Regions from separate parts of the Homo sapiens genome. Here region 1 is linked to region 2. A link is a contact called in ENCODE Hi-C or POLR2A ChIA-PET data. All regions are on one chromosome and are shown on one strand. Each heading gives the region's core, a stretch centred on a gene start or an enhancer-like site at or near the end of the contact. The rest is flanking DNA. Distances are from core to core; before and after follow the strand shown. Region 1 overlaps ZMIZ1 (zinc finger MIZ-type containing 1). Region 2 overlaps ZMIZ1 (zinc finger MIZ-type containing 1).

Evidence for each region. A loop is a pair of places that touch in the nucleus more often than their neighbours do. ChIA-PET counts read pairs that join two places held with the same protein, here RNA polymerase II (POLR2A). Pooled maps may share reads with other maps.
Region 1: a map of ascending aorta shows a loop between it and region 2 (2.3-fold over the local background). The contact joins two enhancer-like sites. A Hi-C loop is called at or near these places in 2 of 168 maps with a recorded cell type or tissue (ascending aorta and gastrocnemius medialis) and 3 of 50 pooled maps. POLR2A ChIA-PET finds 5 or more read pairs at or near these places in 1 of 52 experiments (H1).

What each region holds. Positions count from the first base shown.
Region 1 is chr10:79,263,355-79,268,323 of GRCh38, reverse strand. All of the region lies in intron 7 of ZMIZ1 (zinc finger MIZ-type containing 1), which reads right to left. Among named protein-coding and RNA genes, the nearest start is that of PPIF, 82 kb to the left of the region's middle. RefSeq lists a cis regulatory region at 1,378-2,234 and enhancers at 1,671-2,630, 2,997-3,046, 3,589-4,548. Within about 2 kb of position 2,008, at least 36 of the 41 ENCODE cell types and tissues checked have a DNase peak (open chromatin) inside an H3K27ac peak, as active enhancers do; they include ascending aorta and gastrocnemius medialis, where a contact is called at or near this core.
Region 2 is chr10:79,148,317-79,152,893 of GRCh38, reverse strand. All of the region lies in intron 3 of ZMIZ1 (zinc finger MIZ-type containing 1), which reads right to left. Among named protein-coding and RNA genes, the nearest start is that of ZMIZ1, 82 kb to the right of the region's middle. RefSeq lists silencers at 2,692-2,771, 2,832-2,891. Within about 2 kb of position 2,798, at least 37 of the 41 ENCODE cell types and tissues checked have a DNase peak (open chromatin) inside an H3K27ac peak, as active enhancers do; they include ascending aorta and gastrocnemius medialis, where a contact is called at or near this core.

The DNA of each region.
Region 1 (4,969 bases), core at 759-3,258, 120 kb before region 2:
CAAATAAAACCTACAACTGAGTCACATGACACATGTTTCATGACATGCACAGCCACCCCAGTCACGGGGAACAGGAGGCAAGCAGTTCACAGCAGCAACAGTTCATACAGCGTGGGGGCCAGCCACAGCCCTGGTCGTCCTCTGCTCAGGGGCCGGCGCTGCTGTTCATGTTAGTGAGATGTTCCCAGCATCTCACCCAGGGCTCCCTGGAGATAGTGCTGCTCCTTCTGCTCCTGGGCCCAGGCCGTGCTCCCCTACCCTCTGATCCTCCTCTTTCAGCTCCCAAACACAGGGTCCTGGGACCGGGGAAGCCTGGGAGTTCAAGGCAATGGGGTCTCCTGAATATCCCTGGGACCCCAAGTTCTATAGCCATGCACAGAAAAGAAGTGGTGGTGAGGGCTTGGGAGGGGCGGGAGAGTGCAGCAGACACAGGGGTTTGAGTCAACACGGGCCTGGACTCCTCATCAAATCTCTAAAATGGACAGACACTAAGAGGAACCTCTCCTGCTCACTGGCCTGGTGTGAGGAACCATGAGGTGAAGGAAGGGCCCCTTTGTCAACACAAGTGAGAGACGGCCCATCTCACACCAGAGTCCCACCTGGAAACCAAAAGCAGTAATATGCTGTCTCCTGCCTCCAGGAGGCAGAGTGACCAAGAACACAAGCTCTGGAGCCAGGCTGCCTGGGTTCAAATCCCAGCTCAGCCACGTAGCAGCTGTGTGATCTTGGGTAAGTTACTTTAGCTCTCTGTGCTTTGGTTTTCCCTTCTGCAAAATGGGGATAATAAGTAGCACCTACCACCTAAATTACCATGAGGATTAAGTAAGTTACTATACATAGAATGTTGGTACAATACCAGGCATGTAGAAAGCATTACATGGGAATAAACTGTTAGCAGTGTTGCTGTAGTATACATGTTCCCTTGGGATGCAGAGGGTGCTCCATTTCTCCACCTAAGTACTGTAGAAAATTGCTCAAATAAAATACAATTTCTTTCACCCATCTCCAAGAAAATCATGCAGATGCTCAGGAGTGCCCAGCCTCACACCACCCCTTCACACTGGGTGCTCCCTGGGGCAGACAGTGCCCCCTTCCCTACTGGACTGGGTGCTCCCCTAGCACCCAACTGTGCCCACATCCAGACACCCCAGGCCCTCACAGGGCCACCCCGACAGGCACTCATTTCTGACTCTGCTCTCAGGCCAAGCAGTGCCAGGAGGCTGGTCTAGGCAGACCCCTTCCTCCTCTGGAGTGTGTGGGTACAGGGGCTGGGGGGACTTTGCAGCTGTCCTCTCCACAATAGGAGGCCTGGGCGGTGGGCAGAGCCCAAGCCCCTCCTCAGCCCCATTCCACTGTGTCCAGAAGGAGGTGGGAGACGGGCAGGAACTAGGATTCCTACTCTGGCTGATTTACTCAAAGCAGGAATGAGTGGTCTGACTCATGAGCCCTGAGAACAGAACTAGCCGCAGAATTGTTACTCTGCCCGGCTGGAGGCTGGGGCTCTGGGGCTGGACTTCCTGCCTGTAGACCCGTCACTGCTGGGTGCCCCAGAAATAGGAAAAGGGGCCTCCTCCCTGCCAGCTCTCTTGGGTCATCTCCCAGGAGGAAATAGCACAGGAAGCACATGACCACAGAGACTCACAGTCCTCGGACCGGGGGCAGTGACTACTGGGCCCCAGGAGACCAGGGTTGGCTCTAGCGAGACCACCGCACCATCAGTGCAGCCTCAGGGCCATGTGTGTGCTTCTGTAAGATGGGGCACCCCTTCTGGCCCGACTCACCCTGCTGTGGATGAGGATCTAACCGGGCCGTGGGAGCACACAACCTTTTGGTTCTCCCAGCCGTGTGGTTCTTCCTACTTCATTCAAACCTCCCAAGACCCAATTAGGACCCTGCCAAGGATTACACTACCTGTATTTTACAAAAGGGAAATCCAGGCCCAAGAAGGGGTGATTCAAACAGTCACTCCACAGGACAACGGCCCCGCCCACTGCTGGTACGCGAAGGCCCCACTTTCATGCCCATAATTCTGTGACATCATGTCTGAGAGCAGGCATATCCCCAGGAGACAGCTCTGTGCCTCCTGCCTGCCTCCCACTCCTAAGACTTGGTGCCAACCCCAGCTTCTTGAACCTCCTGTGTGACTGTGGGCAACTTCCTCCCGTCTCTGGCCACATGTAAAAGACAGGGGGTGGGCACTGCTCTCTGAAGTCTGTGGCCCCCTGAATCAGCCCTGGCCTCCAAGTGGGGTCACGTTTCTCAGGGCGCAGGCCAGTCTTGACCTTGCATGACTTCTTCTCAATCTTGCAGGTGATATGGGGTGAGCTGTCTGTCTGCACACTTGGGGTGGACTGCCTCTCCACACCGCTAGCAGGGATTACAGATGGAAGGGGCTCCAGAGAGCTCACCCTGTTGGGCTGCTCCGTTGATCAAGGCCAAAGCCCAGAGAGTAGAGTGGATTCGCTGAGGTCAAACAGCCGATGCTTGCAGGACTCTGAGGGTGACAGGGTCCTAGGAGAGTGGATGGGTGGGGAGCACCCTGTGGTCTCAGCTGCTGGGGCTGCTGAGGGGCTAGGCCTTCTCCTTGGTTATAGAAAACATCACTTCTGGGGCATTGTGAGTTGGACTCTGGTGACCCTGACAGCTGACCCCTGGAACCTACATCAGAGAGGTTTTCCTTGGGGGAAAATCTCAGTCTCCGGCAGACTGATGGTATTGCTGCCTCAGCACCATCAGTAGCAAGCTGAACTGAGTTTCAGCTCCTCCTGAGTTTTCTAGATCATTCCCATGTTCTGCTCCCTGTACCTCTATCACCATCACTTGTGGGTAAGAAAGGCCAAAAAAAAAAAAAAAAAGAAAAGAAAAAAAAGGAGTTGTCTGCTGGCGCTTGGGCTGCGAGTGACCCTGTCCGTCTCTGCTGCCCCCACCCCCGGTCCCCACACAAGCTGAAGCCCTGTGCATAGGGAGGACTGGCTAGTTGGGTGGTGCAGGTGGCCTGGGATCTGCAAGCAGGCTCCCGGCCCAGCTCACCCTGCCCTACCTGCTTCCCTGTGCTGGGCAGGTCCTGCCTTCTCAGGTCCTGTGGTCCAGTCTGGCCTGAGAGAGGGCCTACAGCCTGTCCCTCCCTCTAGGAACACTCCTCGCACGCCCGCCCCCTCTCCCCAAGGGCTGCCCGGGTTGTCAGGAGCTGGGAACTGGGAGCCTCGAGGCGTGTGAACTCACCCTGGGAACTGAACTCCAGGGAACCTCAGAGCCGTCAGGGCTAGTTTTGTCAGTGCTGTTTCCCAAACCGGTTTGGCCATGCCTCACCCAGTGGAGGCTGGGCAGGATGCATGGACCCAGGATAAGACGCCAGACTAAAACCCCAGCCCAGAAAATTCCCTGCCACCTCACACTATCATCTCTAACTCAGGGGCCATCAAAGACATCCCAAAACAAGCTCAAGAGGGTGTTGTCCACAGAAAGGGAATGCCCCCCTTTCTTTTTGGGGGTACCCCAATAAATGCTTCTGCAAAGTGCCCCCTTAGTCCTACCATGCACTTTTAGCTGAGAACAGCTCACAGGAGCTGTCACCATGTACTGTGCCCTTGTGAGGGGCTGGCTCACATTTCCTCGTTCCTCAGACCCTCACAAGCCCCTCCGGAGGTGGGGTAGTCACAGGTCACAGCCCCTATCTTGGAGAAACTAGATACTGTGCCTCAGTGCACACCTGAGTATGTGGCAGGCCAGGGCCAAGGCTGGCCTCTGTCATCTTACCCTAGGGATAAAAATTTGCTGGCGGCAGGGCAATGGCGGAGGAGCTCTAGACCACCTCAGTAGGAAATTAGGTAGCACTAATAGCAAAGCAAGCGTGCTGGAGAGGGGAGAGGTGCCCTGAGAAGGGGATGGGTGGTTACAGTCCCTGCATTCAGGGCCCCAGCAATGGGCCTCAGTCCTCCCTCCCCCAGCAATAGATTGAGGCCAAGAGGTACCCAAGAATGCACCAGTGTCCGTGGTGAGGCGTGAGTGCCAAATGCCTCTCGACCTCCATTTTGCTCCAAGGACCTCTGGGCAGGAGAGAGGCAAGCTCAAGAGGCAAGGTGACAAGGTCAGCCTGCGCAGGGAGGTGAGGAGGCAGTCCCCAGGCTGGCCTGGGTCAACAGTCCCACTCCATCTGCAAGGTGAGAACTGAGCCACACCCGCATGCCCAGGAACCACGGAGCCTGCACTCCAGCTCTCATTCCAGCAGGAGCCACCCTGAGCGCCTGCTTTCCATTCCGCATGTAATTTTTCCTCGGGGCTAAACATCACTGCCCGTTGCTGGCTCTCAGGGAGATGGAAGGGTAAGGAGGGGTTATGTGAATCAATTTCTTCCCTGCATAATTTACTTTTCTGAGGAGGTCCCCTCCTTACCCTTCCCAGGTGGGTGTAGGCAGTTTAGCTGTGTCCTCTCCCACCCAGCATAAGAAGAAGTGGTTGGAGTGAGGCTGGGCCTTCCCTAGGGTCAAAAAGACCCTGGGGTCTACACATCATGGCTGTCCGGACTTCACAGACGGCAAGAGACCATGTGTTTGAGCACCGAGAGACCTTGTCATGTACTCCCTTGATTTGATTTGACCTCAACCCTTAGTGTCCAATTCCAAGCCCTTGGTTTTTCCTGCCAGTGACAACCCCCAGGACCTCTCAAGTGGCTTCATTCCACCCAGCCTGGGCTCATGAATCCAGAGTATGGGCTCTGTCCTGGGGGCCCGGTGCTGACACTAAGCCTTGGGGAGGTGGTGAGCCTAGGGCATCACTGTTTATTACAAAGAAAACACCCACAAATCTTCCCAAACCTGAAGAGTGACTCAGGAGACCTGTGCCGTGGTAACAAGGGGCAGGAGAGGAACTGAGATGGGCTGCGCTTTGCTGGGTGACTCTGCTGACCAGACTCTACCATCTCACCTCCAACCATTTGCACCCCCGACTCCACCCCACCCTTCCCTGCTTA
Region 2 (4,577 bases), core at 1,549-4,048:
ATCCCCGAATATTTTCTGGAAGAATGAATGGGCAGTGAAGGCAGCAGTGGTGCATAACTGGCTTAGATCAAAGAACATGGTGGCTGACACTGGTACAGATTCTATAAGGTGGGTGGTGTTAGCCCCATCTCACAGATGAGGAAACAGAGGCTCAGAGGCATGAATTCACTTGCCCAGTATTAGAAAGTGGTAGAGCTGTACTCAGCACAGCCTCTGGGCTCCAGAACCCATGCACCAGCCCACAGTGCTGCCTGGGGATCCGGGCAGGGCGGAGAAAGCAGCCCGTCTGAGGCCATCCAGACTAGAGCTTTCAAGCCTGGCCGCAGGCCCCGCCCCGGAGATCTGATTTAACTTGTTTGGGGTGGGTTATCTTTTTTCTTTCTTTTCTTTTTTTGAGACAGAGTCTCACTTTGTAACTCAGGCTGGAGTGCAGTGGTGTAATCTCTGATCACTGTAGCTTCGACCTCCTGGGCTCAAGCGATCCTCCCACCTCAACCCTCCAAGTAGCTGGGACTGCAAGCGCCCACCACCACACCCAGCTAATTTTTTATATTTTTTGTAGAGACAGGGTTTTGCCATGTTGCCCAGGCTGGTCTCAAACTCCTGAGCTCAAGTGCTCCTCTTGCCTCAGCCTCCCAAAGTGCTGGGATTACAGGTGTGAGCCACTGTACTGGGCTGGGCTATCTTTCAAAGCTGCCTCGGATCTCATCTGGGGCCATGGCTGAAATCCCTTGGCCAGCCTAATATCCACTCTTCAATGGGGGAAATTGGCTCAGAGAAGAGGAAGGGGACCTGCCCAAGGTCACCTCTGGTGTTGGGGGAGCCTGGGCCCTAGAGCCCGGTCCCCTGACTACTCCATCCTACGTTTTGAACTCTTATAAACAGAGCAGAGCACCATCACCTGGTGGAGCAGCCCAGGGGGCCCAGATGGCGGCGGGCGAGATGAGGCAGACAGGCGGGAGGAGCCAGCACAGCACGCAGCCAGATGACACACAGGCCCAGCAATTCCTGACTCATGGCCACCCAGCCCGTGACTCCACCCACCGCCAATGCCCCCACCCTGGCTCACATCCCGCAGCCCACTGCAGCCTCCAGAGTCCACTCCCATTCAGAGCTAGAAAGCCATGGAGGGAGGGAGAGGCAGTGGGGCCCACCCGGGCCTGAGTGGCAAACCCAGACAACCCCACGCCGGTGGGACTCAGGGGCACCAGAGGAAGAAGGAGGGGTGGTGGTGCCACCCTCAGTGCTGGCTCTGAGCAGCGCCTCTCCAGCCTTGCGGACAGGCACCCAGCTACAGGAGGAAAACTGAGGCCTCCCAAGCCCAGCTGGTGCTGACACCCACTTGGGCTAACTTTCTTTGCCCCATGACCCCTCTTGAATCAGGGCTCCAACACCGGATGAGTGTGCCAGGCTTCTCTGCTGCCGGTTCCTCTCCCCATGAACTCACTACTCCTCTAAGAACTTTCAGTGGCTCCCCACTGCCTACGAAATCTAGTCCTAATCCTGACCTGTAATGTTTCCCTCACAGGGAAAAGGCTGATTCAAAGGGAAGGGCCGCAGGGGGCCCAGCACTGTGTCCCCAAATCTTAAGGACTTCTCACAGCACCCTAAGACACTGGCTCTGAAAGGTCCACTTGCCAGATGCAGACACTGAGGCTCAGAGCAGCAATGTGTCCAAGGCCACCAGAGTCTGAGCTGTGGCCACCCCATGGCAGGGGCTTGGCTGCTCAGGTGCCTGGTCTTCCCTGCTGCTGACAAGCTTTCAGCTCGCCCAGGAGCTCAAGGTGGCCCCCGGATCTGTCTTAACCCATCCAATGTCACAACGACTCTGGTCTTTCCCCGTGGTGCCCTGACCCCTCTGCTTGGCCCCCTTTAAGACACAGTTGATTCCCTAAGCTGCTACCCCTGCTGATACTGAGGTGGGCTTGGGCTTACTTGGGGAGGTGGGTCATGGGTCAGAGAGCACCCACCAGGAGGGAGGAAGAGGATGGGGTTGGGAGGGTGGTGGGACAGCCTGCCCCTCAGCACAGCCCCATCCCTGCTTCTGGCCCAGCTCCCTGAGCAGAGCTGAGAGACGGAGGCATGCTCCGTCGCCCGGCTTCTGGGAGATGAGAGAAGGGGCTCCTTTCCAGGCAGACAGGGGTGGATGGGGAGGTTTTGTGTTATCACCCCCCAAGCCTGGCTGTCTTCACAGGGCACACATTCAACCCACCCCAAACCCTTTATCCCATGGGATGCTCATTGCTGGGCAGAGCGTCTGCCTCTCCCTGTTTTTCTACAGATGAGACCCAGAGTGGCTGAGTGACTTGCCCAGGTGCACCAGCAGGTTGGTGGAGGATCCCAGACCAAGAGCCCCAGCCTCCTGGCTCCCAGGCCTAGTCCCACTGTGAGGTTTCTCCTGCTAGGTCCCCAAGGGTCACAGGCTTTGTCTGAGAGGAGATAAGTCATTAGCATGTGTGGGGGGTGCAGGACGGGCGTGGGCCCAGAGCTGCCACCACGGGGAGGCCCAGGGAGGGGGTCAGCGCAGGCCAGAGGCAGGGCGGCCCGAGGTCGGGCTTCCTTTCTCAAGAGGGCAGGATTCCTGGCAGCAGCTCTCATGGGAAATAGGAGAAGTGCCAGCCGTAGAGAATACGGGGTGGGGCAAAGGTGGTGTCTGGGCAGGGCTTCCTGTTGGGTGGGCGGGTGGCCACTCGCCGAGGCCTAGTGACCTGCACGGCTGCGGCCCGGGGCCAGGCCAGGGTTGGGTTTCGCCTCATCCCTGGCTCAGGCCCAGGCCACCCTGAGCCCCATCCTCCAGCCCCGCCCTGGCTTCCTGTCCCACTGGCCCCACCCAGCCCAGGGGAGAGGGAGGGCCGAGCAAGCCTCCTCAGAAGCACCAATGCTTTCTGGGGGCTGGAGTGGGCAGGCCACGCTGGCCTGCTTAGTGGCCTTTGGCCTCTTACCTCTAGGCCTCCCACCGTTCATTTTCCAGTGTGAGGCCTCGACAAAAGTGCTGCTGGGTTTTCTTCCCAGGAGGGCACACTTCAGACACAGCTGAGCGGGGGCCCCTGATTGAATCCCTGCCTTTCCAAGTCAGCAGACAGCAGTGTCCCCTGGGAGAAGTCATGCCCAAGAGACCAGGATGAGAGGAAGAGTGAACCAAGGCCAAGTTCAGGCTTCGAATGCAGAACTTCCTGGAGGGCGAGCTCTTGCAGAAGGCGTGCCACCCCACGGGGCCACGCAGCCCCACATGAGGACAACGTGATGTCAACCACAGGCACAGCGCCTAGAGAAAGACCCCTTCACCCCACCCTGACTTGGCATGCCTGAACCCCTGAAGTGTCTGGAGGAGTCTGGGTGGGAGGGGAGCTTGGCCCAGGGGCTGCAAGGCTACCCATGGCCTCCAGGTGAATCCAGCCCATTCCCTGTGGCCTCAGGAACTGGAGGCTCACCTGTCCACAGGTTGGGGGTATGGTGGGAGTGCAGAGGTTGGCAGCCCGACCCAGTGAGGGCAGAGATCTGAACAGAGGCCCTCAGCCCTCTCCAGTCCCCTCTCCTGCCCATTCATGCTCTCCCAGGGCAGAGGGACTCAGAAAGCAAATAGGCCAGAGAGCAAGGAGGACTCTTCCAGCTGGCCGACAGCCCACCAGGGACAAAAGCCTCTTGGCTTAGTGCTGGGGATGAACACAGATGGGAGGGGGTGTGGGCCTGCCTGGGGCCCAGCCTTGCTCGAGATTACCCCAGGGACAGGGACAGAGATAGGGACAGAGCAGGGATCCAGGTCTCCTGCCTGTACCAAAGGCAGCCCAAGGGCCTCCTCATGAAGGCAAACTCACAGCAGTCCCTCCTGGCTCCGGGAGCTCCTGAGTGGTGAGAAGGTGGGTCAGCCCAGCTTAGGCAGGAACTGACTTTAGCCACACCCTGGCTGCCAGCGCAGGCCACTGATGACTTGTCCAGATTACCCCAATCAAACAGGCCCTGGCGGGGCCACGTACAGACCCAGCTTGATGCTCTGCCTGCAGGGAGGAAAGCCCGGGAGGGACTCAATTGGAAACTGCCAAGGGCCTAAAGTCTGTGGCCCTAAGACAAGCAGGGTGGAAGACAGAAGTCAGCGTCAGCCTGGTGGGAGGCCAGGACCCCATGTCCCAGGAGGAACTACAAGACGGCAGTAGTAAGCCTCGTGACCCCAGAGATATGCAAGCTGAGGCTGGGGACATACAGGCCTAGGCAGCATTCTGGGATGCTGACCCAGCAGCTTTATTAAAAACCCCGGCCCAGAATCCACATTCAGTTGTAGGTGGCATGATGGCGGATCTGCGTCACCCTCAGCCCTGGCCACCCAGCTCCACCCCTTTTCCGGACAGGCGTTTCCTAGAACAGCCTGAGCACACGAGCCTGTGGGACTCTTCCAGATTGAATACCCTAGACCTCATCACAACAGAGACAAGGTCTGATGATGCTCTGTGTGGCCTTGATGCTGGCTCTCTACACCCCCTTGTCTCAGGCACCTGGTGGGCTCTGCCGTTGGCCTATCCTGGGGAAGTACGCCTAAGCTTCCTCAGAACCCAGGGGAGCCTGTGGGGTCAGCCATGCCCTGC